Regions from separate parts of the Homo sapiens genome. Here region 2 is linked to region 1. A link is a loop called in an ENCODE intact Hi-C map of the cell type or tissue named here. Cell type or tissue: PC-3. All regions are shown on one strand. Each heading gives the region's core, and the rest is flanking DNA. Links, peaks and the distances in the headings are about the cores only.

Region 1 (15,852 bases), core at 4,044-12,043:
CAGAAGCATCCTGAGCTGCTGCCAGGGTCTCACCTTTCATATTCAGATTAAAGCAAGTCCATATTAACACATCCTGCTCTGCATCCAGGCCCATATGCTCATCACACCTTCCATGGGATGCTGAGTAAATCTGAGACTGAATGGAATAATTTTCATGCATGGCCTCCAGCTGCCTCACAGCATCCGTGCCTTCCCTGGAGTCCATTTGGAAACTTTATGTACCTTAGCAAAAGCAAGTGAGGCCCTGTCCATGATTAGTAAGCGGGGGATCATCTGAAAGAGATCTAGAGGTGTCCCTAAGGATTCCCATCAGTGCATCTGCTGATCACCAAGGGTAAGGGGGTAACAGTTGGAACTCAAGGGAAGAGGCAGGGTCTTACAGAAGAGGTAGGCCCAGTCACAAAGGCTTGCTCCCCTAGATTTGACCCAGGTCCCCATGAATGCAGATTCTCTGGAGGGTGACAGAGATATTGCACTAAACACCTGGAACAGTACTGGAGCATAAGCAGCACCATGTTTCTGTCCAGGAGGACCACTATGTGAGGCGGTCTGTCACCCTCTGCATGAAGCACAGCTTTGCTTTAGCTCACTGGGAGGCCCCAAGCATACTGAGGCCTGAGGAAGTGGTGGCATCTGGAATACAGTGATTCCTCAAGGTGAAGGAAGCTGGGAGAGGAAAGGAAGAAAACAGCAGATGACCTCTTGTTCAAGGGCAGCGATGAGTCTCCATGTGGTGTACTCCAGACAAACCGGGTAGGAGAGGGGAGTACACAGGGCATTAGTAGATGTGCGGGGGCAAAGTTGACAAAACCCAGATTTCAGGTAGAAACTGTTGGATTCACTTTTACCTATAGGATTAAATAAGTAAAAAGCCTTGGAGTAAAACGGCTTGGGATTTGCGTCAAGAAAGGAAATTAACATTTCTGAGCACCTACTATATTCAGGAATAGAGTTAACTGCTTTCAAACATATAATTTTCTTTTTGACAACTTGAAAAACAAGTATTAACTGTGCTCACTTTACAGATGAGAAAATGAAGGCTAGGAGGGCTCATGTGACTTGTCCAAGGTCAGCTAGCCAGCAAGCAGTGGCACTGAGATTTAACCCAGTCCCCTCAACTTCAAGATCCACACTCATCCCTTGAGACCACGGCATCTTCACATCTGCCACTAAGTACCTGGCAAAGTTGTTGGCTGATTGGCTGATTTAAAAAAGTAAGCAACTGACTAAGCCGTGTTTCTAGCCCCACTGCCTACATGTTGTGTTATCTTGTATAAATGGCTTGCACTGCTCTGCCGGCCATCTCTTGTAAATTGCATAGCGCCCTTTGCTCCCCCAGTCATTGTTGCTCATCCTCATCATTTCCAGGCAAAGCAGGAACCGCAGAATCTCTCTCCCAGATGGAAATGGAAGTTGTTGCTCTTGACCAAAGGAGTCTGTGGATCCTGTGTACTGTCCAGTAAGCTGTTCCTGATATGGAGAGCACCATACTTTTGGCAACTTCTTTCAGGCTTGGCTACCAAAGGCTTTGCACATCTCTCCTGGCGCTCTTAGATGGAGGTCCGTCTTTGCTGGTGATGAGAAGTGAATCAACAGTTTGCTGGGTAGCCACTGTGGGCCATTATCTCATGTTCTCTTCACAGTGACCCTATGAGGAACATCTTCCATGATCACACGTTAGAGACAGGGTGAGGCGGTGATTAGTAGTGGAGTTGGGATGGAGGCCCAGATTGGGCAGCTCTCTCCTGCATCCCACCCCATTGTTGCTCTGCCTTCCCTCCATTGCTTCCTGCCCCAGTCACCATGTTGCCCTTTGCCTCTCCCCATGAAGGGTGTGGCTGCAGGAGCACCAGGCGAGAGACAGGGCCGGTGTCCAACTGGGGAAGCCGGGAGTTGACATTTCCATGAGTAGTGAGGAGGCTGACATTCTGCCATGGGGGGAGCTAGTCCCAGCTTCCAGGGGCCCAGGTTCCCAAGGAAATAGCTTGGCCTGTATTTAAGACAGAAGCCTCTCAAACTGGGGTCAAAGTAAGGAACACTGCTCCTTTCCACTGACATTTCCAGATTTGGAGATGCAGCGTGCAAAGGAGGATGATGGTAAGCTAGCGTTTGAATGATCAAAGGGCACACTTTGGTGAGAGCAAAGCAGTGTTGAAGGACTTTCTTCTTTCTCTTGACCTTTATTTCCTCCTCCTGGGGTCTGTATGTTCCCTTAACTTAGCCTGACACCTCCATTCACCTCTCTTGCCCAAACTCCTCTCTGTACCTGTGGGCACCTGCCAAGTCTAGAGGCTACAGAAGTAACATGCGGAGGATTTGAATGTTTTTCTTTTTCACCCCATAAGACATGATTATTTTCTAAGAGAAAATTATCCATAGCTACCTCCTTTCTTCATTTTAGGCCAACCAGTTCTCTCAGCTCTCTGCAGGGCAGTAAAAATGCCCTTATTGCTTAGAAACTGTTCATAATTACATCAGTTTCTGGCCATTAAGTCCCATAAGTCTAAAATGTTGAATATAATATAGCTGCTTTGGGAAGTCTTTTAGGCCTGATCCAACTAACTAACTACAACAGCCAGTTCCAAAATAAGTGAGGACACAGTTTTAATTGGCAAAAAATTATGATGTGGACTTTTTGTAGATATAAAAATAAATGGGAGGTTGGCCCAAAGTAAGTTCTGGTGAAATACAGGATCAGGACTACCGTTTTGCCCAGGAGGACCCAAACCAAGCACTTAGAAAAGCACGAGAGCATAGATTTCTAAGGCACTGGCATGAGGATGTCAACTATGGATGTGGCTGGAATTATTTCCTCACAAGAAAAAATACTTGGGGTGGTAACCAAAGTGGGATAGCTTCGGTCATAAGAAGTGAGGAACAGTGTATCTATCACGCAAACCTGATCCAAGCAAATACTAACCAGTCCTTAGGAATGCTATATGGGGTCATAGTGAGCTGTGTATTTGACAACAGAGTCACTGATTTTGTGTTGAGAGTGTTTGTGTGATAGGGAGGGCTCTGAGGTGGGAAACGGGAGGGAGATAAGAGAAAGAGCTTAACAGGGCCTGTTTCCAGCCCCTTCTCTGAACCTCCCACTGGATGGAGGGAAGCAAAGTAGAGCCATGTCAAGTCAACTTGGCTAAAAAAGCCCACAGCTTCCTTCTTTCCCCAGTTCCTCACTCGACAAGGTAAGGATACTATCAGCCACTAAACCACTCTGCAGTGATTCAGCCACTATACATAGGGACAATCAGGAAAATACTCATAATATAAAGTAAAAAAACACACAATATAAAAACATGCATGGACCATGACTGCAAGGATATGCAATAAATATCATACATCCTGAATTTGAGACCTCCAGTGTCGTAAGAAAGTGCCACCAAATCCTCACACCCAAGGCCCTCAGTCTAGTCAAAGGTGGGCAGAAAAGCAATCACAATCACACATGAGATGCATACACATGAAAAGCTCTTTTGGCAACTGTAAAGGATCCTACAAATATTAGCATGATTCTATGGTCAATAGGACAGTGTGTATTGAGCACCTATGTGTTGGACTCTGTTTAGATTCTGGAGAAATAGCAGGGGGTGCCGGGTGTCAAGTCAGAGCTTCCACCTTGAGAAACACAATTAAAAAGTAAACAAATACAATAATTTGAGATGCTGATAGGTGTCATGAAGAAAGTAAAGGAGGGGAGAGAAGAACAATGGTGTGAGGTCAGCCAGGACAGTCTCCCTGAGGAGGTGACACATAAGCCAAGGGTAGAATGATGAGAAAGAACCAGCCATGAGAACATGTGAGGGACTTATATTGTAAAAAGGGGTGATAGCAGCAACCATGAAGGCCTGAAGTGGGAACAGGTGAGGCAGAGATTTTTTAAAGGTTGCAGAAGCAGGGACCAGCTGGAAGCCAGAAGCCAGTTAGGAGGGACTTTGGGAATGGTCCAGGTGAGAGGCAACAGGATGAGGCACAACATCCAGGAACTCACATGCCAGCGCCAGATCCCTAACCACGCTGACACAGTGCCTCCTCCCCTGCCTTCCAATGACCCTTCAATTGAGCAGAGGTAAGATGCCGTGTGGCCCTTTGTCCTCAGTGGCAGAAGCAGTGCCTTGGTGGAGGTGTGAGCCAGCAGGTGGCTGTTGGGGTGGGCATGCCACATAAGCCACGCATTTTAGACCCTCTCTTGTAGGGCTAAATGCTGAAATAGTCCCATTCTGAGCAAACAGGAGAAGAGTCTGCCTCATCAACCATATGGAAACAGAACCTGTGAGATTCCTATCAGAAATAAAGTCACTCAAGTACTCTTCAAAGAAGGGGAAAAAAAGAGTTTCCATTTGAAAATGGGCAATATGATTACATATTCTCTGATTTGGAAGGAGATGGATTAATCGACAATTATAAGCAATCTCTTCAACAGATTATATTAGATGAGCATTCTATTTTTTGGTAACTTTTAATACATGGTGGAATTTTTACGTGAAGTCTTCAGCCTCTCCTTGAAACTCATGTTACAACTGGAGGAAAAAGTCAGTCAGTTATGGCCAGCTGTAATTTCTGCCCTTAATAACATGCTCTACTGAGCAAAAACACCTCTGCTGCAGTGAATCCCCAGTGTGGAAGGGAGACTTGTGACAGGGCACAGGGCTGGGGCCTAAGACCTAATCCCCACAGGCCCTCAGAGAAACCACCATAAAGAACTCCAGAGGCATCAAGTTGGGATTTATAAGGCAGGACAGAAGGACTCCACGACTTTGGGACACGAGGTGGCCAGGCCTGGAGAGTGGAGGCTGGGCCAGCACTGCAGAATCCTCAGCCTGGACTGGGCACCGAGCCTCAGTCAGGAGGGCAGGTAGGGGACCATCTCAGATCCACGGCCACAGGGGGCCACGGCCAGCCAAAGTGTGAACCCAAGGTGGCCAGCTCTGAGAATGATCTGCATGCTTCCTAGGACTGAGGGCAGCCACGTTTGTGAGACACACCGTCACCTCGGGCCCTTGCTGAGCATGAGTCACAGCCAGGCGGAGTGCAGCTGGGCACCCACTGGAAACAGCTGGTAGGGCCACGCAAACTCAGTCATTTGCTCTGTCCTCCAGACTTCACCTCATACTTCTGTGGCTCTCTAATGAAACATTAGGGGCCGCCAAAATTCCTTCAAATTAATAAAATTGGGAGGAAAATAAAATGGAAAGGAAAATTGAAGCACACTTGGTTTACATTATTAAAGCCGTCAGGCACCAATTAATCAAAATCTAGGCCTGATATTGACTACTGGACAGCTGAAAATTCCCATGGTGGCTGTTATTTTTGTTGAGGGACTTGATCAAATACCGACTCCATTTGGAAACATTTTATAATGACCGTTTTCAGAAAATGAGCAGCCCCTTTGAGAGATCTCACCCTTCCCTCCCTAAGGCAGGGCCACAGCTTTGAGGACGTTTTTTGCGAAGCCTTTGAGAGTCTGGCTCCAGGAGAAGGGAAGGGAATCGTGAAATCTGTGGGTTTTTACCTCCAAGAGACAGGTCCACTGTCAGCTGACCCAAAAGCATCCATTCTGCACAGCTTGGTGGTGACAAGTAGCTATGTGTGTGGTAGGGGCTTGGAAAACTCCCAGGAGGCATCTGCTGGTCCACACACCCCCTGCTCTGGGTGAATCAGAGGACCACACAGGACCCAGCAGAATGTGTATGCACAGGAAATAACTTTCTGGCTAAGTGTCAAATCGGCCTTGAGATAAAATTAACTGAAGCAAGGTCTCCCAGGCCTCCAAGGGCAACATCAAAGAGCCCGGATATTCCTCTCTAAAAGGCTTTGACAGGCTGAGTGGACCAACCTCCTCAGGCCTCTGCTCTTTATACTTGTGGACAGGCCCAGCCAGAGCAGCGGCTGGTGCAGGTAGCAGGACAGGGTTGGGATCCTGGACTCAAAGGAGTTGTGACCACCATGTAGCAATCACTCCTTCTGGGCAACCCTGGGCACTTGAACAGGACAGCAGAGCTATGGTCCAACTGAATCTCTAATGGGTGAAGCTGATTCTAGAAAAGCCTCAGGCTGGCTGCAGACTCTGCTTACACATTTTTTTGCAGAGCAGAGAAGGATGCATAAAGAGAGGTCTCACAGAGTCAAGGTCCCAGAGCACTGAGACCACTGAGACCAAGAGAGACTCCCTCCCAGTCCAGGTGAGCTACCACGGGGGAATTCTCACGCACAGGCTGTTTGGCTGCAAATACGCTGGACTTTGTCATTGTTTCTTTGCATTTTTCTTGATGGCTTATAATACAAGGTTAGGTCTCTTGGAAGCCTAAGAAGATTATCCAAAAAGGCTGTTTTCAGTTGGGTTAGAGTGTAAATAGCATACAAGTGCTTCATGAACCCCAGTTCAAATTCAAAGGTATTCTTAGAAGGTTTTCATTAAATAAAGGCAGGAAAATAAATTAAGACCAAGAAAATGATTTCAACAGAGGGGTGAAGGGGGAGCTCCTATTCTTCCTTCTTACTGAAGTGCTTCATCCAAACAGCCTCCTTTACTTCCATGGTCCCTTAAAACCACTTTGCTAGGAGTCGACTTATGTGGAGCAAAGGCAATACTAATGGAGGGTGTGGCTCCTCTGTGGCCACTAAGTGGAAAATATAACCCTCTTGCCAGCTACCTCATGTGGCAAGTGTGTGTGTGTGAGTAAATCTGTGTCTCTATTGGGGGGGGGGGGTTTAAGGCTTTTTTTTTTTTTGCTTTTAAGTTCCAGGATACATGTACAGTACATGCAGGTTGGTTACATAGGTATACGTGTGCCACGGTGGTCTGATGCAGCTATTGACCCGTCTTCTAAGTTGCCTCCCCTTGCCCCGCATCCCCCAACAGGCCCTGGTGTGTGATGTTCCCCTCTCTGTGTCCATGTATTCTCATTGTTCAACTCCCACTTATGAGTGAGAACATGCAATATTTGGTCTTCTGTTCCTGTGTTAGTTTGCTGAGGATGATGGCTTCCAGCTTCATCCATGTCCCTGCAAAGGACATGATCTTATTCCTTTTTATGGCTGCATAGTACTCCATGGTGTATATGTACCACATTTTCTTTATCCGGTCTATCATTGGTGGGCATTTGGGTTGGTTCCATGACTTTGCTATTGTAACTAGTACTGCAATAAACATACGTGTGCATGTGTCTCTATAGTAGAATGACTTATATTCCTTTGGGTATATACCCAGTAATGGTATTGCTGGGTCAAATGGTGTTTCTGATTCTAGATCCTTTAAAACTTATCTTGGACACACTCATTTACCCTGAAATAGAGGATATGATGGATGCTAAAAAGGTGACAGTTCTAAATGCCCTACCACTATAAATTCTGCATGACTCTTAGAGCCTAATTTGACATCAGCCACAGTGAAAAGTCCTTAACATGCACTCCTCCTGTCCACACCAGATCAATGAGTCCTGCTGCTACTCTCGTTTACAGATGAGGAAACTGTCACCTCAGGAGGCAAAGTGACTAGCCATGGTCTTCCTGACTTCGAATCCTTGATCTCAACCATCAAAGGACACTGAGAAAGAATGAAGGAGTCAGCAGTTGTAGCTGAGATGTCTACCAGATTGAGAGAGCCCGTGAAATAGGAGTCCAACTGTAGCTGTGTTTGATTCAGTGGCTTCATGGCACAGCCGACTACTTCACATTCATATTCCTCAACTGGGGGTGATTTTGACCCCCAGGAGACATTTGGCAATGTCTGGAAACACTTTTGGTGGTCACAACTGGGGATAAGGGGAGGTGGACTGGCATCTAATGGGTAGAGCCAGAAATGCTGCTATACACTCCATATTGCACAGGACAGTCCCCATGATAAAGAATTATCTGACTCACAATGTCAATAGTGCCGAGGTTGAGAAACCATAGGCTAGACCATCTGATCCATGCTGAGTCACGCTGTGTTGCCTTCTCATGTTACATCAGGATGCCTTTCTTTGAAAGGTTACTAACCACCCTCCCCACTGGACTACAAACCCTTCTTTTCCTCTCTCCTGAGGTTGAAGTCTTGGACCAGCCTTTCTTCCAACACATAATACTCTTACTTCTGCGGTACTTGGGTCAGTGGCTATCACTTGGTTATATCCTGTCCCAGGGTGAACTTGTGCTTCAAGGTCCTTCTGGGCTGCCCAAGGCAGAGAGGTTCTGGCAGACTACCCTTAAATGCCTCACACTCGGCAGGGCATGGTGGCTTATGCCTGTAATCCCAGCACTTTGGGAGACCGAGGCGGGCAGATCATTTGTGGTCAGGAGTTCGAGACCAGTCTGGCCAACATGGTGAAACCCCATCTCTACTAAAAATGCAAAAATTAGCTGGGAATGGTGGTGTGCACCTGCAGTTCCAGCTACTCGGGAGGCTGAGGCAGGAGAACGCTTGAACCCGGGAGATGGAGGCTGCAGTGAGCCGAGATCGCACACTGCACTCCAGCCTGGGTGACAGAGCAAGACTCCGTCTCACACACACACAAAAAAAAAAAAAAAAAAAAAGCCCCACACTCCACCCTCTTCCCAGAAAGTAAAGACGCAGCTCTTCAGATGAAGGCTTTCCACACAGCTGCTACAGAGCCAGCAAGGAGCAGCCTTCAGATGCAGCTCGCGAAGGCCCACCCTCAGCTGCTCCCTGGACCAAGCGCTCACTGGCCACGCTGACCCAACCAACCCAGAAGAGAGACTGTATAGCCTGACTAACTGGCACACACTTGTCACCAGGTAGTTCTTTTCCCCATATGATCCACTTGAGTGAGAATTTGAAACAAGCTTTATTACACACCTCTGAAATTAGCTCTGTATGAGTTTTAGAACATATCAGGATTCTGGCAAAAAGATGTGTGATGAGCAGGACTATTTTGTATTTAGGGTATAATCACTCACAAGTATCCCTTGTAAATGGATAATTCCATCCACCCCCATTAACTTCACTACTAATTTCAATGCAAATCCATGAAAGGAATAAGGTTCCCAGCTGGCAGGAATGTCACATATCGCTCAACATGTCCTTTTACAGGAAATCCTACAAGCAGAGACCTGGCCTATGGTAGATAAATGAGCTCCAGGAATTGATGGTCCTGTACAACAGCACAGTCTTCCAACATCTGGATGAGGTGGCAGAATGCAGCATGATCCAAAGGCTCCCTTAATTGAGGATATTAGGAGGCTACAGTCCATTTCACCCCATTACAAAATGGTGCCATGAGTCAGATGCTACTATTATGAGATACTTTGGTTCATGATAATGAAACATGAGTTAAGGTCATAAGGATTCTAAAGTTGTTTTAATGAAATACAATGTATAAAGATGCAAATTTATGAAAAACAAATTATTATATAGATTATCTACATAAGAGAAGGACCTTCATAGCATCCTTATAAATAGTACAATCTCAATAGTACAAACTTAAAGTTATCCAAATGTAAACATTTGGTTCTACCATTTCTTATAAAGTTAAGTTACCTAATAAAGTGTACAATAAAGTACTTGCACATGACTAATTAAAGAGATGCTGGGGAAAATCCTTAACTCTTTGGGGACTCATCTTTTTGCTACCCTTGGTACTTTGTGATGACTCTACCTCTAGTTGAAAGGTGCAATGAAAATACTATTATCAGTATGAACTGACATGTGCGAAAATTATAAAGTAGACTGTTTTCTATATAAGTTGGAATATATATGTATCATATTAGGATACATACACACACACACAGCATAAACAGACATATACAGCCTAAGATAAGGATGAGCAAAGTTGTTAGCTAAAGTTGGAGGTCATGATATTACTCAGAGAAAAAAAGCGATCTGTCATATGAAATAAAAACTACCTGCTCAAACACAAGGCCCAGAGTCCAGAGAAAAGAGGTGGTGATGCGGCACAGTCAGGCGGGGGAGGATACAAACCCCTAACCAGGAAAGAGTGTGAGAGCTGGGGCTGGAGAGTCATGCTAAGTACTCAATCCATCATTCCCAACCCAGCTGGGGAGCTGTGACTTTGAAGCAAGCCCCTGACTGGCTCCATGTATGTCCACAACTGTCCACTCTTCTCCCCATGGGCCCTAGAGTTGTCCTGCACATTTGTGGGGTCTGGGTCCTTAGAGTCACGAAGCAGAAACAAAGATCTTAAGCCCTTTTCCTTTTCTCTCTATCCCTTTTTTAGTTTTTGTTGTTTTTCTCTGGGTATACAAGCAATAGGGAAGGAATTACCATTTTAAAGTTCAACCTTCTGGATCCAAGGTGGCTTTAGAGGCACATCCTGTTAGTAGCTGGTAATGGTAAGAGCTAACAAGTATTGAGTGCTTACTGTATGCCAGGTACTGTTCTGAAAACTTAGAAATGAATTAGCTCATTTAAGCTTCTGTTAAATACTACTAATGTCCTCATTTTATACGACGAGATCGTGGCAGAAAGGTTAAGTTTCTAAAGAAATAATTAAAAACCTTCCATGGAGTAATTAAAATTTAAATCCCATAAAATGACAAAGTCTGAGAGTAGAGTACATTTTTTACTTCTGTTTATTCATTCGTTCACCAGCAAAAATTATTACAGTAACTTTTTTTCTAAATATAACCATCTTTCTAAACTATTTCTTTAAAGATATACTATTTATATTGACATTGTTTTTACCTAGTTGTTGCAGGGCTTATAAAACTGTGTTTTCTATATTTTTCTATGTCCTTTTTCTATGTCTTTCTCACATTCTACTCTGTCTTAATATACTAATTTTTAACAGCTTTACTGAAGTTTAACTGACATATAGTAAACTATACAATTTGCTAAGTTTGGATATACGTATACAATTGTGAAACCAACACCACATCAAGACAGTGAATATATCCATCATTCCTCATGCCCGTTTGTAATCTCTACCTTCTTCTCCCCACACCCAACTCCACCTTGCAGGTACCCACTGATTTCCTTTCTGTCGTCATATGCTACTTTGCATATCCTAAAACTTTATATAAATGGAATCATACCATATATATTCTTCTCTGGCTTCCTTCATAAACCATAATTATTTTGAGATTTATCCATATTATAGCATGTATCAATAGTTCTTTTTTTTTTTTTTTTGAGACAAAGTTTCACTCTGTTGCCCAGGCTGGAGTACAGTGGTGTGATCTTGGCTCACTGCAACCTCTGCCTCCTGGGTTCAAGCGATTCTTGTGCCTCAGCCTTCCTCTGAGTAGCTAGGATTACAGGCGCCTGCCACCACACTCGGCTAAGTTTTGTATTTTACTAGAGACGGAGTTTCACGATGTTGGCCAGGCTGGTCTCAAACTCCTGACCTCAGGTGATCCACCTGCCTCGGCCTCCCAAAGTGTTGGGATTACAGGCGTGAGCCACTGCAGCTGGCCTACTTCATTCATTTTTATTGCTGAGTAGTATTCTATTGTTTGGATACATCACAGTTTGTCTGATCACCTATTGATTGACATTTGGATTGTTTCCAGATTTGGGCTATTACAAATAAGGCTACTATGAACCCTCATGATTTATATTGAGAACATCATGGTAGTGTAGTTACCATTTCTGATGCTTCTCATTCCTTTGTGCAGATCCAGATTTCTTATTTTTTACTTTTTTATTTTACTTTTTGAGATGGAGTCTCCCTTTGTCACCCAGGCTGGAGTGCAGTGGCATGATCGCGGCTCACTGCAACCTCTGCCTCCCAGGTTCAAGTGATTCTTGTGCCTCAGCCTCCGGAGTAGCTGGAATTGCAGGCATGTGCCACAACACCCAGCTAACTTTTGTATTTTTAGTAGAGATGGGGTTTTGCCATGTTGGCCAGGCTAGTCTCAAACAACTGACCTCAAGTGATCCACCTGCCTCAGCCTCCCAAAGTGCTGGGATTACAGGTGTGAGCCACTGTGCCTGGCCCCAGATTTTAATTTGGTATCATTTTCCTTCTGCCTGAAGGGCTTCCTGTAGTACCAGTCTGCTGGTAATAAATTACTTTACCTTCTGTATACCTGAAAATGTCTTTTGTTGCTTTCAATTTTGAAAGTTTTTTTTTTTTTTTTTTTTTTTTTGCTGGAAATGGAATTCTAGGTTGACAGTTTCTTCCCCCCTCACCCCGCTTTCAATAAAGACGTTGCTTCCTTGTATTCTCACTTGCACTGTTTATAAGAATGTGCCATTATCCTTTGTTCCTCTGCATGTAATGCTTCCTTTTCCACTGGCTGCTTTAAAGATTTTCTCTTTACTACTGGTTTTGTGCAATTTGATCATGATATACCTTGGTGTATTTTTTTTTTTTATGTTTCTAGTGCTTGAGGTTCATTGAGTATATTGGATCTATGGGTTTATAGTTTTCATGAAATTTAGAAAAATTTCAAGCATTATTCCTTCAAATATTTTTGCTACTCTCTTCCATTCTCCCTCTTTCATTAGCTCCAATCACACATGTTAGGACACTTAAAGTTATCCAACAGTTATCTTTATTTATTTCTGTGTTTCATTTTGGATAGCTTCTATACGTTCACACTCAGTAATTTTTCTTCTGCAATATCTAATCTACTGTTAATACCATCCCATGTATTTTTTCCTCAGATATTATAGTTTTCATTTCTAAAAGTTTTCCTTAGGTCTTTTTTCATATCCTCCATGTCTCTGGCTAAAATTTTTGAACATATGGAATAGAGTTGTAACTTTTAACATCCTTGCCTGCCCATTCTAATGTCTGTGTCACTTCTGGATTGGCTTTGATAGACTGTATTTTTCTGCCTCTTTGCATGCCTTATAATCTTTTATTATGAAATTATAAAATTGTATAACATTATAAAATTTACCTTATTGGGTACTTGATATTTTTGTATTCCTAAAAATACTCTTGATCTTTGCTTTCAAATACAGCTGAATTACTAGAAACATTTTGTTTTTTTGAGGTCTTGCTTTTCTGATTTTCTAGGCAAGTCTGAAGCAGTGCTCAATCTAGGACAAATTATTTCCCCTGTTGAGGCAAGACCCTTCTGTGTATTCTACCCTATGCCCCAGGAACTATAAGGTTTTCTAGTTTGCCTGGTGGGAATGGGCACTATTCCTGGCCCTGTACCAGCATGGGGCATTGTTCCCTTTAATCCCTTTGGATGGCTCTTTTCCTGACCTCACATACAGGCACTGATCAGTACTGCTGAAATACTCAAGAGAAACCATCCATACATTTCCAGGGTTCCGCTCCAGTACTGTGTACTATTGAACACTAGCTGTCTTGGTCTCTCTGGACTCAGCTCTGTCTTCTGAACATGGAATCTGTTGGGCCCCACCTCAGTTCCTCTCTCCTATAGTTTAGATACGATTTGTTTGGTCCCATCAAACCTCATGTTGAAATTTGATTGCTAGAGTGGGGGTGTGGGGAGGTGGGGCCTAGTGGGAGGTGTTTGGGTAATGAATGGAGTGGATCGCTCATGAATGGCTTGGGGCTATTCTAGCAGTAGTGAGTTCTTGCTTTTGCAAGACTAAATTAGTTCTCACCAGAATGGACTGGTTCCTGTGAGAGTGGGTTGTTATAAAGCCCCTCAGATTTCCCTCTCTTCACATATGTCTGCTTCCTCCTTGACCTTCTATACCATGTTGTGATACAGCACAAAAGCCCACACCAGAAGCCAGGCCATGCCCTTGAACTACCTTAACCTGCAAAACCGTGGGCGAAATAAACCTCTTTTCTTTATAAATTACCCAGTCTCAGGTATTTTTTTTTTATACTAACACAAAACAAACTAAAGACACCCTCCATATGCTGTGGCCTGTAAACTCTCAAGGCAGTAAGCTGAGGCAATCATAGGACTCACCTGTTTTGTGTGCCATCTCTCAGAGGTCACTATCTTTCACTGCCTGGTGTCCAGTGTCTTGAAAGCCATTGTTTTCTGTATTTTTTTTCCTCTTCTTTTGGCTGTTTCAAGGCAGGAGGGTAAATTTGGGCCCTATTACTCCATCTTGACCAGATACGGAAATTCTCATGGTTGGATACCTGTGATATTTCCAGGTTTCACTTTTGTGCATGTGCATTGGTTTGCCATATATTTTAAGGCTCCACAGTAACACAGACAGCCACTAGTAATTGTTCCCTAAAAATTCTGTGTGGGAATGTCTGAGATGTTTGTGCTCTGCGCTGCCCACTTATCTGACTCTGATACACATCAGTTCAGTCACAGTGGTAATGTTTTCTCTCAAAAAACACAAATTAATCAACTTTTGAAAAAGGTCTAGGGACAGACTCATGGATTTAAAGATGAGTGGCAGCCACAGAACCTTAAATTAAATTGTTATAAGACTATTTTGGCACAGATACAGCCCAATTATTGTGGGCCTTGGCCTAGAATACACGGTTATGACTATATTGAAGCAGAATAAAATTTTGGTGGGCTTGATTTATTAGTTCCCTTAGATTTCTGATATGCCAAACAACCAAAACAGTCAATTCTACTCTATGGAGCTGTGTTCCAATTTGATATTGCTCCAATTTGCTGGCATTTCTCTGAGTCTCATGTATCTCGTGGATTCATGTACCAAGGACTTCTATTTATGTGGTGGCAGGGAAGATAAAAGATTATGAGAAAAGATGCCTCCATGACAGCTACCCGACTCTGCTAAGCCTTTGGATGCAGTGCACTTTCTACTAATGATTCTATGTGGGAATGCCTGAGACATCTGTGCTCTACACTGCCCACTAAACTGGCTCAGAGGCTAACATTCCAATGGGGCCAAAGTACAGTGAACTGGGTTGTCCCACAATCCTCATGAGAAAGACACAGGCAATCTTGTACAGCCTGTGGTGCTTGGGAAACACCCTAGAAGAAGTGACTTATCTATTACTTCCCATAAAGAATGTTTGGACAGTGACAAAGCAGAGTTACTCATGTGTCATTGCTACTTGGGCTTTGGGGATCCTCTGGATCAGTGATCCATTACTACAGAGGAGACCTAGAAGTTCTCTTTACCTTCTGCCAAGTTAGAAACAATTTGCTGGTTGCAAAGAACAGTTCTATAGCACTTTGTTAAGGGTTACAGTAAAGCACTGGTATGGGTTTTGCTTTTGAAAGTATTTGTCTTATTTGACCTGATATTTAGGTGATTTTGAAGCAAACCATTAAGTACACAGAAACAAAACATTAGATCAAAAGATCCAACTTAAAAAGAATGCCTACAAGATCAAAGCCTCTGTTCATCCTCTCTTCCTGCAGGAGTGTCTAGCAGAGGGAGAAAACATTTCTTTTGAGAAATACCCTTTTCAAAGAAAGATTAGAATCTGGCTTTAAGAGAATGGCCAAAGGGTGGGGAGATAGGGGGTGGGAAAAAATCAGTAATGGCATTCAGAGCAAACTTTTTCAGCTACCAGTCCTGACAAGTTGGCATATCCATCAGATGTCTGAATGCTCATGATAGAACAGCCCAGCTACTGGTGAACTTACTTAGAATCTTTCTAACATTTCCAGAGTCCAAGGTGACACCATCTCCCCAAGAAATGTACAGTTCTGCCATTCCCTCCAACTAAGATCAACCCAGCTGCTGCTGCCATCAGCTCCCAGGCAGAACAGGTGGTTAATGATCTGTCCTCATTGGGTATGGGCTTTGTCTATGGATGTATTAAAGAAGGAATATCAACAAAGAATGGGACATCCATGATGCAGAAAGGATGAAGAATTAGCTCCTTTGCCAGCTTCTGATTCCATTCCACAATGACAGAATAGGTAACAAACAGGACTACTGCTGATACCCAGGGGTATGGTTTAGCATCTCAGAAGAGAAAAATGAGCTAGAGAATATGTGTCTGTAAACATCAGATATCTGCCATGCAATGGCTCACCTCAAACTGTGAGAGTTTCAATGCACTGACT
Region 2 (15,852 bases), core at 2,545-10,544, 59 kb after region 1:
AGGGCTGGGTGCAGCGGCTCATGCCTGTAATCCCAGCACTTTGAGAGGCTGAGGCAGGCGGATTACTTGAGGTCAGGAGTTCCAGATCAGCCTGGCCAACACGGTGAAACCCTGTCTCTGCTATAAATACAAAAATTAGCTGGGCATGGTGGTGCGCACCTGTAATCCCAGCTACTCAGGAGGCTGAGGCAGGAGGATCACTTGAACCTGGGAGGTAGAGGTTGCAGTGAGCCAAGATCGCGCCACTGCACTCCAGCCTGGGTGACAGAGTGACACTGTCTCAAAATAATAAAATAAAATAAAAATAAATAAGCCAGGTAGGCTGCTCTGGAACAAGTTTTAAGATGCAGCAATTTAATGCAATGATATCTCACTGCCTTTTTTTTTTGTTAAGCCTGGAAACTGTCCATGGATCTTAATTGCCAGGCCTCTCTGGTTCTTACTTTTTCCCTTTATAATGCAACGAACTTGCACCCCGGGAAGGTGCTTCCTCCCAAGATCTCACATTTCTATTAACGACCTCAGGGGGCCCCTTTAAAAGAAGAGAAGAGGTGTTAATTAGGGTGGTAACAGCCTCAAAAAACCCTTTTCTAGTCCTCAGAAGAATCAGTGCCTGTTGGAAACTCAGCATTAGTGTGAAAAGAGATAGGGATATAAAATATTCAACAACTTTTCCGTGTAGAAACCTTGCTTCCCACAACCCTACTGCAATGACTATAGTACCCAGTGGCTGGATTGGTGTAGCAGGTATATTTTCCACTGCATTCCCTTTGCTCAAAGTCCCTTACTTGTGTTGTCGTGGATGGTGTCCTTTAAAGTGATATATCTGCTATGATTGTGTTACAGTAGGTAGTCAGACATGAGCAGGGCAGGAGACTCCCCACACCACCCAGGAATGTGAGGCGACCATCACGTGATGGTCAGGCAGTTGTTAACTGTCTCTCTAAAACCATAACTGTTCTCAGCCAGAGCGAGGGAAAGACAGTCAGTCTCCCAACAGATAAAACCTGAAACTGGTGATCAGAAGCTTCCTGATAGGAGTCGGGTGAGTGGGCTCAAGCATGTGCACTAAGAGGCAAAATGGTGGAGTTTAACAAGTGTATGACCTTTCCTGAGGAACACTTGATTGGTAAGGGAAAAACGCCTCAAGTGAGCATGCGTACCACTTTAGTAAACACTCTGTGCCTGCGGCCCCTCCCAAGTGTTGGCAGGCCACTGTGCATGCGGACAGCCCACCCCAAGAGAAGAATCAGGGGAGAAGAGATGCAGACCTCCAAAGTATGCCAACCTACAAGACCTCAAGTCAAACCACACACTTGAATCTCTCAAGTCATCCTCTTGGCCCTCTTCCAGTGTACTTTACTTCTTTTCATTCCTGCTCTAAAGCTTTTATTTTATTTTATTTTATTTATTTATTTTGAGAGAGTCTCACTCTGTCACCCAGGCTGGAGTGCAGTGGCGCGATCTCGGCTCACTACAACCTCCACCTCCTGGGTTCAAGCAGTTGTTGTGCCTCAGCCTCCTGAGTAGGTGGGACAACGAGTGTGCACCACCACGCCCTGCTCCTTTTTGTAATTTTAGTAGAGATGGGGTTTCACCCTGTTGGCCAGGCTGGTCTGGAACTCCTGGCCTCAAGCAATCCACCTGCCTCAGCCTCCCAAACTGCTGGGATTACAGGCATGTGCCACACTGCCTGGCCTCTAAAGCTTTTTTAATAAACGTTCACTCCTGCTCTAAAACTTGCCTCCGTCTCTCCCTCTGCCTTATGCCCCTCAGACAAATTTTTCTGAGGAGGCAATAATTGAGGTTGCTGTAGACCCGTATGGATTCGCTGCTGCTAACAATTTGACCCACATAAGATAGTATCTCTCAAAGTACTAACTGCAGACCACCTGCACTGGATAAAAAGCAGATTACTGAGTCCCACCCTAACCTAATGAACCAGAATCTCACCAGGGATCAAGAAGCTACATTTCTTCAAAGCTCCCTGGTAATTCCCACAAACACTAATGTTTGAGAGCCGATGGAATAAGAAATAATGAATTCTTACTTCTTTCCAAGCTATTTAATGCTCAGCAGATATTGGTTGCTAGACTACATCTCAAACATATTAAACTGTATCCAATATTTTTACTTCGCTCAAACAAAACCAGAAATAAATGTGTGCCAAAGATTTACAGGATGACATTTCAAAAATTATGGTGAGAACAAGGCATATTGTAGAAGGTTATCTTTATGACTAGGGATTAGGGAAAGACTTCTTAAGCAAGGCTCCACAAGTATATATAATAGCCGTGTGTGTGTGTACCATTTTTTTTTTTTGAGACGGAGTTTTGCTTTTGTTGCCCAGGCTGGAGTGCAATGGCCCAATCTCGGCTCACCGCAACTTCTGCCTCCCAGGTTCAAGCAATTCTCCTGCCTCAGCCTCTTGAGTAGCTGGGATTACAGGCGTGCACCACCATGCCCGGCTAATTTTGTATTTTTAGTAGAGATGAGGTTTCTCCATGTTGGTCAGGCTGGTCGTGAACTCCCGACCTCAGGTGATCTGCCCGCCTTGGCCTTCCAAAGTGTTGGGATTACAGGCATGAGCCACCATGCCCGGCCATTCTTTTAAACTCCTTCCATGTTGCCATACACACACACGTCAAAGGCATATTCAAGGACATATATTAAATTCATTAGAGTGGGGATGGGGGAATGGGAGTGAATATTGAAGGGGAAGGAAAAAAAATTAAATCCCGACCCCTTCCTGAACAATAACACACACACACACACACACACACACACACACACACACACACACACACCAAAAACCAAAAAAACAGAGGCATGGTACTTCTGTCTAGTGAGAAAAACTTTAAATTTAGCTATACAACAGAGAAATGAAGATTTTTGCTAATTAGGGTTTATACTACTGACTAAAGATCTTCATTGGTCTCAGCACTACTACACCATAGAAAGCAAATTCTTTACCAGCTGGCCAGGAGCTGATCCAGGAAACCCACACCCATGCACATAGCTTTGCCTTCTGCCCCCGACCCCCCTCCCAGTGTCCTGTCCAAATCTCACTCCCACGAGTGCTTACAGATGGAGTAAAAAGCAGACACAGTGTAAGGGGGTTGCATTAAGGGTGTTTCTATTGAGTCAACAGAAAGTAACAAGCAAAAACTGCAATTTAAAAGCACCAAGGCATAGAGAGACTTTAGGATTTAAAAAAAATAGAAAAATAAATAGATTTGAAATGTTTCCCCTTTTTTGTGAATGGCATAGGTCAGTTACTTCCCTGGGTTCATAAACTGAGAAGGCACCGAAGCTTGCACCTGGTTATCTTCAGCTTTTTCATGATCCAGCAGCATTTCTGTTATTTCACTTTAAGGGATTATGCCTGTCACTGCAGGACCAGCCCAGCAGGAAGCCAGGTCAGCCCAAGCTCAGGGTTCTGAGGTCATGGTTACTTCAGCTGGGGCCTTAGCATCAAGAAGGCAGCCCATTCTCTTCCTTTCAATTCACTGAGCAGGTTCTGAGACTCTGGTGTGCCCAGCTTGTGCTCAGGACCCAAAGGGACATAAAGAAGATGTAGGCCTTGCTCCTAGGAAGGAGACATCTAGTTGTGTCACTATACACCTACTGTGCAAAGGCCATTAATCAGTTGTCTGCAAATAAGAAAGCTAAACTGTCTGAGGGGGACCACTGAACACCTGCTTCCTTTATGAGATCTTTTATCCAATTCACTGCATTTACTGAGTGTCTACTCTGCACAGAGCTATACAAATGTCTGTGTACTCTGTGTACACAAAGGCCTATATACTCTATGCACAGAACTATACAAAGGATCCATGCCTTATTTTGCCAGGAAAAGAAAATATGAAGTTAGTAAAAGCTCAAGAATCAGATAAAACTACCATCAGGTAGAGAGGATTCACTGCCAATTAGAGAAGCAGGCACTTAGAGTGCAGACAAGGGGAGGGGGCTTGCTCACCTATTCAGAAGGCAGGTGGAAGTGGCCATGGGCTGTGAAGGACAGAGGGGGTTTGAACAAGTGGAAAGCATGATGGGGGAACAACATAAACAAAAGCAAAGGTTTGAGTGGAAGGTCACCTTCTCTCTCTGGGCCTCCACCTGCCAGCATTTTTCTCTCCTCTCATCACAGGCAATACAACGGCATCTTCCTTCTTCATCTTGTACATTGTGATCTTAGGAGAGTCTCTTTTGGTTTTCTTGTTTTCCAACCAGCGCCTCATGATAAACTATGCACATTTCACTCTTGAGTGGAGGAAGTATACTAAAACATTAAGTTGGAAAAACATAGGCACCACGAGAGTAAAAACAAATGACCATGACCGTCTTTCCAAAGAAGGTAACTACCCAGCCAAATGAGATCATCTACACCAGCAGGAAGATGGGGGAGGACCAGTAGGGCCTGTTACGGTGGTGAGAATGTCCCTGATTTCTTCACAGTGTAACCTACAATTTTCTGATGCTTTAAATGATATGTTTTTCATTAAAGTACAGCTTGACATCATACGCTCAGTCCCTAGTGACTAAAAGATGGGTATAATGGCAATATTCTCCCAGAAATTACAAAGATAACCACCCCTTTTCAAAAAAAATGACAATATCAGAGGTTGTTCACTCAGAAAAGAAACCCAGGAGGTGGGGGTATCTGGGGAGTTTGAAGAATGAAAATGAGCTACAGGTAAACTGGAGACAGAAAAAACTTTTCAAAACCTAAATATAAATACTTCACTGGTTTCCTAAAAGAAAGATCAGAATTGAACTCCATTTATCAAAAGGAAATCAGATTTCATGCTGTTATGTGATAAACACATACTTTTGATGCAAACACTTATCCATTCAGTAAATTCTAGAATATACGTTATTGTTTTGGTGAAAATGGTTTCAAAGAGACTAAAACTGCATGTGAGGAGAAAAGTTTATGACACTGAAGAGGGTGTTTTTAATAAAAGGATGGATTTTATTTTATATATAAAATATATAATAGGCAGGGCACAGTGGCTCATGCCTGTAATCCCAGCACTTTGGGAGGCTGAGGTGGGCAGATTGCCTGAGGTCAGGAGTTCGTGACCAGTCTGGCCAACATGGTGAAACCCTGTCTCTACTAAAAATACAAAAAATATCAGCCAGGCATGGTGGTGGGCACCTGTAATCCCAGCTACTCAGAAGGCTGAGGCAGGTGAATTGCTAGAACCAGGGAGGTGGAGGTTGCAGTGAGCCGAGACTGCACCACTGCACTCCAGCCTGGGTGACACAGCGAGACTCCATCTCAAAATAAATAAATAAATAAGTAATAGATATATAGATATAAATAAATTATATGTATATGAATGCATGTATAAACAAATGGATAAGTAATGAATTATATGTATGATAAAATAAAATCAGGTCTTTATCATATCCCAGGAAAAATCACTCTACACAATGTTTGGGCTCCTGGACCTCCACTGGCTAGGACCATTGGCTTTAGCACACCATAAGCATGGGCAGGGGGGGGCTCCCCAAGAACAGACTGCTCTGATCTTTCTCATTCTCTCTGTAGGCAGCAAATTTACAGCATTCCAATCACGAGTAGTACCATTATACCTCATAAATCAATACAGACAACTCTTCAAATTCGATTCTTAAATACAAGTTTGCAGCTAATTCCTGCAAGAATTTCATTATTAACTGAAGTGCAATTTAGAATCTTTGATTGAAATGCCTGCCCGCTACAATCCCCAGTTCTCTTTAACTAGATTACCCCACATATGTTGAAAAAATGTATTAACCTTAAAGAGAGTTATATTTACATGCATATATACATATATATATATATATATACATACAAGAAAACATACATAGAATAATAATATATGTTACCTCCTCTGTTAACAAAGAGCAAAAAGAAAGTAACAGGTGAAAGGCAGACTTCAGGGAAAAGAAGCTGACAGTCAACAGGGTAGAAGTCTGGGGATTTCTGAATAAAAGAAAAAGGTTACCTGAAATGTGTTTTTTGGCAGTCATGTGTAAAGTACATTTTACATAGTTTTAAGCTGTTTCTAATGGTTTCTTCCTCTCTGTCTCACTTTACCTGGATTAGTGAGGACAGATCGTTTGACTATTTCAAGGCTATTGAGAAATGGTCTTGACAGTGCATGACACTTTCAGAGGGACACAGTAAAAGACACAGAAGACAGGGACATCCATTAGCCAGCCTAGCAATCAGAGGGACCCCCGACTCAGCAGCCAGATTCCCTTTTCATCCCATTAAGAACAGGACCTTTAAGGACACTGTGGCAATGTTTCACGTAAGGGCTCTTGACTAAATGCAATCTCTTGGTCAACTGGTTTAGGAATAACTATATAAAACAGGTCAGTACCTGGTAACATTGCATTTACATGCTAGGCTTTCTGCCCTACTGTTTCCAAGCTTTTCATAAGGTAGATCAGCATAGAATTTTTGCTTTGGGGCTATTTATTTTATTTCTTTTGGTGAAATGACTTTTTAAAAAAAGAGGGTTGGAAATAAATCCCCGGCTTCTAGGAGGGGGAAAAAAGGATGATCTAGAACCTTCTCCATTTACCCTCACATCCTGAGCAATCTATTGGAAGAACGTGTCTTGTTACAGAAAGTCCATAGGGTACTTTCAGGAGCAAATTACACCAAATCCCTGGCCTTTTAATTTACCTTATTACATCAAATGCACTTTTAAATAATGCCAAGAAATTGCCTCCATGGTCATTTATGATTAGTCTCTCTCATTTTTTTCCTATAGAGTCTCTACTACCTCTTATGTCCTCTTGCCCGTATTCTGGCACCTGGTCACTGGCTACCCACCTTCTCTGTAGTTTCCAGAGCCCACACACGTCCAGGACCCACTAAGGGAAGCTGCTTCCAAATTCCTGATTATTAACATAATTAACACCTCTTCATTGTAGAATAGGCCGGTAGTCACCTTTCAACTGCAGCAATTATGGAAATAAGACAGCCAGATGTGTAGTAATTTCATAATAACTATACACCTATGAAGCACCAGAGGAGACTGCAGGTTTCAGACCTGCTTAAGAATGCAGTGATGCTAATTAGGATGATAAGTTGTATTTATGCGGCGCCATCCTGCCCCAGCAACCCAAACTATAATAGCATCAAGGCATACAATTAACAGTCACATATAAAGAGGTACAACATTCAGAACATAAGAGGAACCTTTTCAGAAAGGAGCACAGGCAGAGGGAAAGCTTAAGACATGTCAGCATTTATTTTCTTGCGGAACAGGCTGTTCCAGTGAGTCAGAGGTGACGGCACAAAAATCAAAGTCAAACATCTCTCTTCTTAAGTCGTTTGGAAAGAGGGACTATACTACTGACAAAGATAAAGACTTGGCAAGTCAGAGCCTGAGACTGGGAAAAATGGTGGATATGCCAGATGTCAGACCCCTGCAGGATGCAAAATGATCTGAAGAGTGGAACGGCCAGCCCTAAAAAGATGCAACTGAATGGGATAAATGCAGGGTTCTACAGTGAAAGACAAAAAACCTACTCCTGTCGAACATTATGGGGAGTTCTCAGCAGCATGTGCAAAAAGACAATCTCTGGGCACTTTGAGTCCACAGAGTGATATGGCTTCTAGAGGTGGCCCTGTGACCCTGGCATCATCAATAGAAAAACCATGTTAGGATTAGTAAGAGGGCCAACTAGCTCTGTTTCCTATTATCAGACCACAGATGGAGAATCATGTTCACTTCTGACCAACGCATTTTCAGAGGGATGCAAAAAACGAGACAGTAGACAAAAGAGACCAGAGGAGTGGAGAGTGTAGAAACCAGGATGAGAAAAGAAGCAGTTCAGAGGAGAAATGAGAGAGGCAAGAGCAGAGAGAGGTGACTGCAACATACTGATAGTTTCTAGAGTTGTATTAATTCTACGTGATGCCAGTGAGCAAAATTAGATTCCACTGGTAGAAGTTACAGTGAGAAATTGCAGGCTTCGTAGAAGGCAATATATGTAAATCCAATATAAACTCTTGAAAGGTGCTGAGCTTCCTGATACGAGATTTGTTTAAATAGAAAGTGGACAATCCCTTACAGTTCTCGGGATTGAACTGATCCCCCAGGCAGAAGTAAGGGTGAGGCTGGCTCTGGGATTTAGCCAAGGAGAGAAAGCCCCACGGAGTGGGGTGGGCACGTGGTGCTGAACAACCAGAAATCCACAGCCATGTTCTTATGTGGGTTCAGACACATGATATTCTCTGGTTCCTTATTCCTTTATTTGATTTTTTGCTTTTACATTTTTTACTAAATTAACAAATAAAATTGATTTTGTTTATAGTTCTACGAATTTTAACATGTTAATCTCATTCACCACCACAATCAAGATAAAAAACTTTCCACCACTGAAAAAATTCCTTTGTGCTGCCCCTCCTCCCAGACCCTAGTAATCACTGATATCTTCTCTGTCTCCATAGTTTTGTCATGTTGAGAATGTCCTATAAATTCCATTTGAATTACTTAGTATGTAAGCTTTTGATACTGGCTTGTTTCAGTCAGTAAAATGCTCTTGAGATTCATCCAAGTTGCTGCAACGTATCAATACTACAAATTCTTAAACAGAGTATGATGGGGAACATCAACTGGCTACTCTGAAATCTCTGTTTTTTCAGGTTTTCCAAATTTGGCTCAATCTGGGGAGCAGTGACTTCAGTTTAAAGATTATTATAGTATCCACTGCCTCTAGTGATCTCTTTGTATTGATGTTTACTTTTACAGGAACTTTAATTCTAGACAAAAAATGCATGCTCATTGAAAACGGCCAAATGCTTCAGTTCAATACATATATACATGGATAAGAGAATAAAAATTTCCCTTTACAACTTTCACCATTAATGGTTTGACAACAATTCCTCATAGACTCTTTTCTGAACTTATTTTGTTACGTTTGAAAGAAATCTATAAAAAATTGAATCTCACCATAGTTGTACAACCCAGTGTCATAAACATCTTTTCCTATCAATACATCTAGCTCTACCTCATTATTTTTAAGAACTGCACAGTATTCCACTATAAAAATGGACCAAAATTTACATAATAGATATTCCACTGACGAACATTTAGATTGTTTCCAAGTTTTCACTAATACAAGGTAGCAATAAACACCTTTCTTTATATATCTTAGAGATTTTTAATCATTTGAGTGAAAAAATAAAGCTCTTCATAAGAAAGGGTATTTATTAGAAGAGCATATTAGATTTGACAAATGGTATTTAGGAAATAAAAATACAAAAACATATGAGATTACTGACCTGAATTAAAATTCCCTAACTTGTACTAACAGGAAGATGTTTCAGATTAATATCACATTAATTGACCTTATTCCACAGGCCTAGTGGTTCCTCTCTACATAGTTAAACTTGTTTCTCCCCTGAAGTAAAGAGCTGTTTCCTGCCACAGATCTCACAATCCTGCTGTCGCTGAGCTTTCTGCACTCAGTGGACTGGAGACAATGCCAGAGAGATTAGAATTTGCCAGCACAAGGATGTGCCCTATCTCTCCAAACCCCTCACTCCTATTTCCTCCTTATTTCATTCAACCAGCTTCTATTCGCTTGCCTCCTCTCCCAAGCTTCTGGAGTCTCAAAATGCTTTCCCAAGGAAATTAACCCTATACTGACTGCCTTTTCCAAGTTTTACAAATTATCTGACAATCTGAGCACTTCTGGACATTTTCCAAGGCTGGCCACTACTCACATCCCATCCCAATTCCTCAGGCAATGCTTACCTAGACATTTCTTACAGGCAAAACTAAAATTAGGTTATGGCTAACTACTCTCCCACTTTTCTGCAAACCTATTCAGGAATGAGGATTCAGGGACACCAATGGAGCATGGAAATGCAGTTACAAAAGCCATCAATGACGCTGTAAGAAGCTGTACATCACCCTGGTGAGGGGTGACTGGTTAGTCAGAGGGTCAGAGCCAAGTCATAGGCTGAGAAGCCATGTTTACCCCTAAGTCATCTAAAAATATCCAAAGAACCCTTTGTCCCCAGCACTTTGTGGTTTGAAAGACCTTTTATTATGGTAACACTTAGGCCTCATAGTAGTTCCAGGCAGCAGAGCTGAGGCTCTGGGAGTAGTCTAGCCAAGGCCATGGCAGTAGTCTGAGGTTCTGGGTTTTTACAATGTCATGCTGTCATGCTTACATTGGCTACAGAGGTCAGAGAGAAGCAGGGTGAGGAGGTCAAAGGAAGGTGGAAGAGGCCAGGAGAAGTGGCCAATCTCTGCCAGTCTCTACTGGGTGTCATGTGAGATCTGCAGCTTAGCATTTGGCATTGCAGTTTCCCAAGACTAAAGGGTCTGCTTATTTAACACATACACACCTCCTGAAAACACCAAAGCAGCTTCAAGGCCACTGCTCTTGGGCTGTTACTAAACTCCCTAGTGAACTCTTTTAGGCACAGTAGCCACTTGGGTGAAAGAAGGCAGCTACCCGCAAGCCAACTTGGATATCTGTTAGCACTGTAGGTCTGGCGGGCAAGTATTCATTAGGGTTCAAGATCTAGTTAGTCTGACTTGTACCAAGCAGATGTCCAGCTGGGGGCAGGGAGCACTTCTGGCCCACAACTGAGGAAATGGCACAGCAGTGATGCATGTAAGAGACATTAAGAGAGCAGAAACACTTGGCCAAGTCAGTTCACACTGGGTGTGTACTCTAAGGTTCTCGACAGCTAATCTACTCCAATTATCTAAAGCAAATGGAGTGTTCTTGGGATAATAATGTGTGCAATTACAGAATAAAACCTGACTGTTTAATATTAATTCCTTGCCTTTAGATCCTTGGTAAAAAGTGAAAACAAGAAGAAAAATATCTGTCTAAGGTTTTTCCAATGCTTTTTATTTCCTGTCCAATCTCCAATCCCAGGATACCGAAAGTGTCACAACATCATTTAGGATTCCTCGGTTTTTCATTTTATTCTATATTTATTTACACATTTTCTTAATTATTTTACAGATTCAAGGTAGAAATAAACTTTTTTTGTGTGATCCTCTTCCCTCACCACTCACCATCATCTTTGCCAAATTCACAGAATCTCTAAAGTTGTTTTGAGACGAATTTCTTAGCACTTAGTTTCATCCATCTGGATCGTTTAATGAGTGTTCCCTGAAAATTCAATTAGTCTCTGTTTGACTGGCTGTCAATTACTTCTGATTCTTCCTTGGTGCCTTATAAACAGCAGGTGATCAATGGATGTTTGTTAATATGGATTAAGTAGATATAAGATTAGAAGGAAATATACCAAAATTATAACTAATAATTTATCTAGGACTATGGTATGATTTTTCTTTTCACCTGACTATCTTCCAAAGCTTTCTATATGCTAAAATAAATAGTTGTTAAAATAAAATGTGAAATTGTATAGGCTGTAGAAATACAAGCCATTAATTAAATTTAGATCTTGGGATGTCCAATCTTAAAAGTTCATGACTCTTTCTTTAGTACCCATTGGAAATCTGAGTGTGGCCACTGTGTAGAGTGCAGGATAGGGTTGATTGCTCTAATAAGCAGAGATTCTCCAGCCAAGAGGAAAAAAAAAAACAAAAAACAAACCAAGAAACCTATGTTTCCATTTCAAAGCTTATCTATTCCAAAAGCACCGATTATAAAGCAGATCTGGGGCTACAATAACATTTGTGAATTCCAATCAAACATTCAAATGATTTTAGGAAAGTTCTGGAAAATAGTTAACTCCAAGCATGAATCAACTTGATTTCATCATGGTTATGACACTTTGTGCTACAAAAGGATGATATTTTCAGCTTCCCACCTTCCCAATGGCAGTCTTGATGGGAAGCTAGAAATCTTAACTGCTCAACGGGTTAAGTCTGTACTGCTTTGCTTGGATGAGCAGATGGCGTGGCAGGCAATATAAAAGTCACTTAAGATCTTTTCTTTAAGAAGGTTAGTACTTATCTTTGAAATCTTTAGACAACTTTAACCAAAATTTAAAGAATCTTATATTTTTGTAATAATTTCCACTTTTATTTTAGATTCAGGGGGTATATGTGCAGGTTTGTTATGTGAACATATTGTGTGATGCTGAGGTTTGGGGTATGATTGATCTTGTCACCCAGATAGTGAGCACAGTACCCAATGGTTAGTTTTCAACCCTCTCCCCTGACTCCCTTCCTTCCCCCTCTAGTAGTCCTCTGTGTCTATTGTTGCCATCTTTATGTTCAGGAGTACCCAATGTTTTGTTCCCACTTACAAGTGAGAACATGCAGTATTTGGTGATCTGTTTCTGCGTTTAACCAACTTTTAAAAATATTTTCTAGTCATCTCATCTGAAACAAAGAACAAATGTTTTTCCAACAAAGCATTGCACAGTGAGATCCAGAGGATGCGATAATAACACACTTCTAGGTAATTTATGCAAAGCCATGATAAACCCCAACAACATGAGAAAGAATCTTTCTTGAAGGTTCCATCTGTATCAGAAGCAGAATAAATTGAAGATATCATCTACAGGTATTTCAGAGTAAGCACTGAATTGGATCCTGTGGACAAATGTGGCCTAGACAGTTTCAAAATGAAAACTAATGGCCAGTGGGACCATGGAAGTTAATGTTATGACAGCAAAGCCCAAGCTACCACACGCAGCCTCAACATGCCTGTACTCACAAAGAGGATCTGGTGCTTGGCAGTCACTGCTCATTTCTATCTGTGATTGGGATACCTTTTACATTCCTTTCAACAGAGACATACTGTAAATTGCTGAAAAATTAGTTCTGAGAAGTTGGATACAAATCAGATTTGGGGGATCTCTACTGGGCACTGGCTTGGGGAAAGAGAACCAAAATCAGCGGATGTTTCTCACTCACCCTGGCCAGCATTACTCTTTCTTTGTCTTGGTGTCTGCTACCTTTTTAGTCCTGAAATCTTGCACATCTTACCTAAGGGTAAGCAAGGGTAGTGCCACCTTGTGACAAGTTTCATTTTTCTTAGTCTAAAACATTTCTTTTATTCTTTTGTGATCTAGGCAAGAGTTGAACAGAGCTGTTTTACTCTTCACCTGTTTGCTATGTAGGATATATAGACAGGGCTGGGATGCTGGCTGTTCGGGATAGAAACAGTAGAAAATAAACCAATTTGGCAGCACATCAGAATCGCGGGGAACATTAAGAATTCAGAATCCTAAACACCATGACTCAGTGATTCAGTTAGTCTGGACTGTGGCTCAACTGACTCCAAAGAAGCTTGGGCCATGGATTGGTATTGGGGATCTACTGATCTAGGTGAAATAGTGCCAAGTTAATAAAGCTTCCAGACTTGGTTTTCTTATTTTAATACAACATCTTATTTATTATAAGATGTCAAGATCTTGAGAGGAGAATAAAAGTTCACAGGACAGGATAACTAAGAAACACACGCAGATTCACACATGCGCACATACACACACACCGGCAAAACTGAAGGTAGGACAAGGTCACATTTGCAGAATTGCTTCTTCCCCAATTGTGTATTATGAGAGATGGTTGCTGTGGTGATGGGAAGAGGGCTAAACACGGAGGGCTTGTCACAGGGGCTGTAAACTGGCAAGGGCTTAACCTATAGAAATCTTGTTGAAATTATCTCTGCGAATTGGGTTGAGAGGCTGCCTCATCTAGTCTCCATCAGAGGCCCGTTGCATCTCTTCAGGTTCTATTAGTCACTCGTATTGGTTGTTTCTATCATCCTGAGGGGATCCCAAGCCTCTGCTACAAAGAGAGAATGTCCCACCCGACATCCTAGGATTCTTCCAGCTCTAAATTTATGAACCTATATGATGACTCTGGAGGATTTTTTATGGGCTATTTTTCTGCACAGGCCATGTGGGAAAAAAATTGGTACACATACTTTAAAGCATGCCCATAAATATATATAAAAAGTGAGCCACAGGAAGCGACACTCTGGTGTGGGCTGTGCAGGTACTCCTCTCTGCTGGAGCCTGCTGCGTCTCCTCCTCCACTTCCAGGGCTCTCCAAATGGGGCAGCAGGAAGTCTGCTTGTGAGGCTACATACCATTAAAACAAAGAGTTCTAGGTCTTTGAAGTGTACTGCCTACAGAAATATGTCTGAGATGTGTATTTTAATACATGAAAACATATTTGAACATTTGTGGAAAAGAATTAACCACAAATAGCAAAGTAAGTTTCATGTTTAATTAACTTCTGTTTTAATTCATCCTTTGAAGAAGTAGAGATAAAGAAAACTCAAAGAGGGAAGGAAGAAGTGAACAGGGCAGAAGCTGCCCCAAATGTCATAGCTAGAGGGGAAGGGACTGCCAAAATGGTGGCCCATTTACCAGGGATGAGAATTTAAGGCAGGATAAAAGATATAGAGTTGAGGATGAAAGAGAGAAAGGTCAACAAAAGTAAACTGCTATTTACACAAATAAGAAAAACAAAACTTTGACCATTCTACACTGATTTTTTAAAGATGTTTTTAGTAAAGGCACACAATTTCTTCTTTATAATAGTGTTCTTTGCAAGACAAGTAGAACGGATAATTAAGTCATGAACCAATCATATTAAGTATCCTCATTAACAGTGAAGTTTTAAATTAGCTTAATTTAAATTAGGCACTGAGCACAGGTCATTTAATGCTGGTTAACTTCACAGTAAAGATGATCTGCTCCTTGTAAAGAATCACATTTCATGGCCTGGAATTTAAAGACTGATGACAGAAATCAGCAGCAGCTTAGAATCCCTATTTTCATTTATTTAATAAGTTCCTGACTATTTAGGTAAGAATAACTCCATCTTCATATTATCATCAAGTTTAATGGGGTTGGAAATTGGTAAAAATATATCTTGGTGGTAACTTATGTTTCTTGGGAACACACTAAGAAATGGAGAAATAGTGAGATAAAGACTTTTTCCCCTTGCAAAAACATCACAACCACTGATGACACAAGATATAAGAAAATTATGGCCTGTGATGTGTGTAAACAGCTATTTTGTTGAAGAACACTGCCTGATGCTAACCTATCCCATGGAAATTGGTAACTACAAAACAGCTGTGTCCTAGACGCATAAAAAATTTATAGGAGTTAGATGTCAGCAGCATGAGGGCAAAAAAAAAAATGTTCTTGGTTTTTAAATATCACCAAAATTCTCATCTCAAATTATTTATTCTTTTAGATATTTAAAAGAGTCCATCCCAAGCCTCTAAGGGAATATGTAAAGGTGGAAAGGAACACGTCAACATCAGGTAACCCAAATAAAAATGCTCTACATTCTTTTAAAGAAATAGTTAACCTGTGAAAAACAGGTTAAACACAGGAAAAACTGTGCCACAGCCACAAGCCTGTCCTAGAACAAGGCTTTCTGAAAAATACAGGGATATTCAGAGGAAGGGAGGAAGGAACAAGCTATGACAGCTGAATGCCTATGTGATCTTTGCCATGAAGAACCGTCCTTGACCTAAACTTACTCAGCTCTGGAGACCAGGCTAGGCCAAGAGTGTAAGTGAGAGAATGAGGGCTCAGCTCACCATCCCCGGCAACATGTCTGGACTCCCCAATAGGACCCCAGTTCTGCTACCAGGAAAACCATCACAACAATGAAACTATCTCTGGAGAAAAACACTTTCTGTACAAATCAATTAGCAGGAGCTCTGGGAAAATAACATGCAGCAAAGTGTCCTCTACAATCAGTTTAAAGCTTATAAGGAAACGTATCTGAAAATGATGGAGGGAGAACTTCAAGCTCCCTCTGAAACACTCTTCAATGTTACTGGGGTCCAAATTAGGGAAGAAAAAGTGTGTCAGAGGAAGGTCCTATGGACTTCTATTCTGTGTCACTTCTTCTGGACAAGCACAGA

What was found. Peaks named below come from ENCODE experiments on the same cell type or tissue, not always from the same donor. Only the 100,000 strongest peaks of a DNase experiment are listed, where the experiment ranks them.
Region 2: a loop joins it to region 1, with 2.4 times the contacts of the local background. A loop is called at or near these places in 2 of 110 quality-filtered maps.

What each region holds. Positions count from the first base shown.
Region 1 is chr3:41,260,321-41,276,172 of GRCh38, forward strand. The region is part of intron 35 of ULK4 (unc-51 like kinase 4); the gene reads right to left. LOC105377046 (a long non-coding RNA gene) reads left to right here. Exons shown (of 3, transcript XR_001740666.3): 3 at 1,026-5,402. Among named protein-coding and RNA genes, the nearest start is that of CTNNB1, 69 kb to the left of the region's middle. In PC-3, for the core only: no CTCF peak of the experiment used is centred there; a DNase peak (open chromatin) is centred at 7,921; H3K27ac peaks cover 1,037 bases.
Region 2 is chr3:41,320,633-41,336,484 of GRCh38, forward strand. All of the region lies in intron 35 of ULK4 (unc-51 like kinase 4), which reads right to left. Among named protein-coding and RNA genes, the nearest start is that of CTNNB1, 130 kb to the left of the region's middle. In PC-3, for the core only: no CTCF peak of the experiment used is centred there; a DNase peak (open chromatin) is centred at 7,279.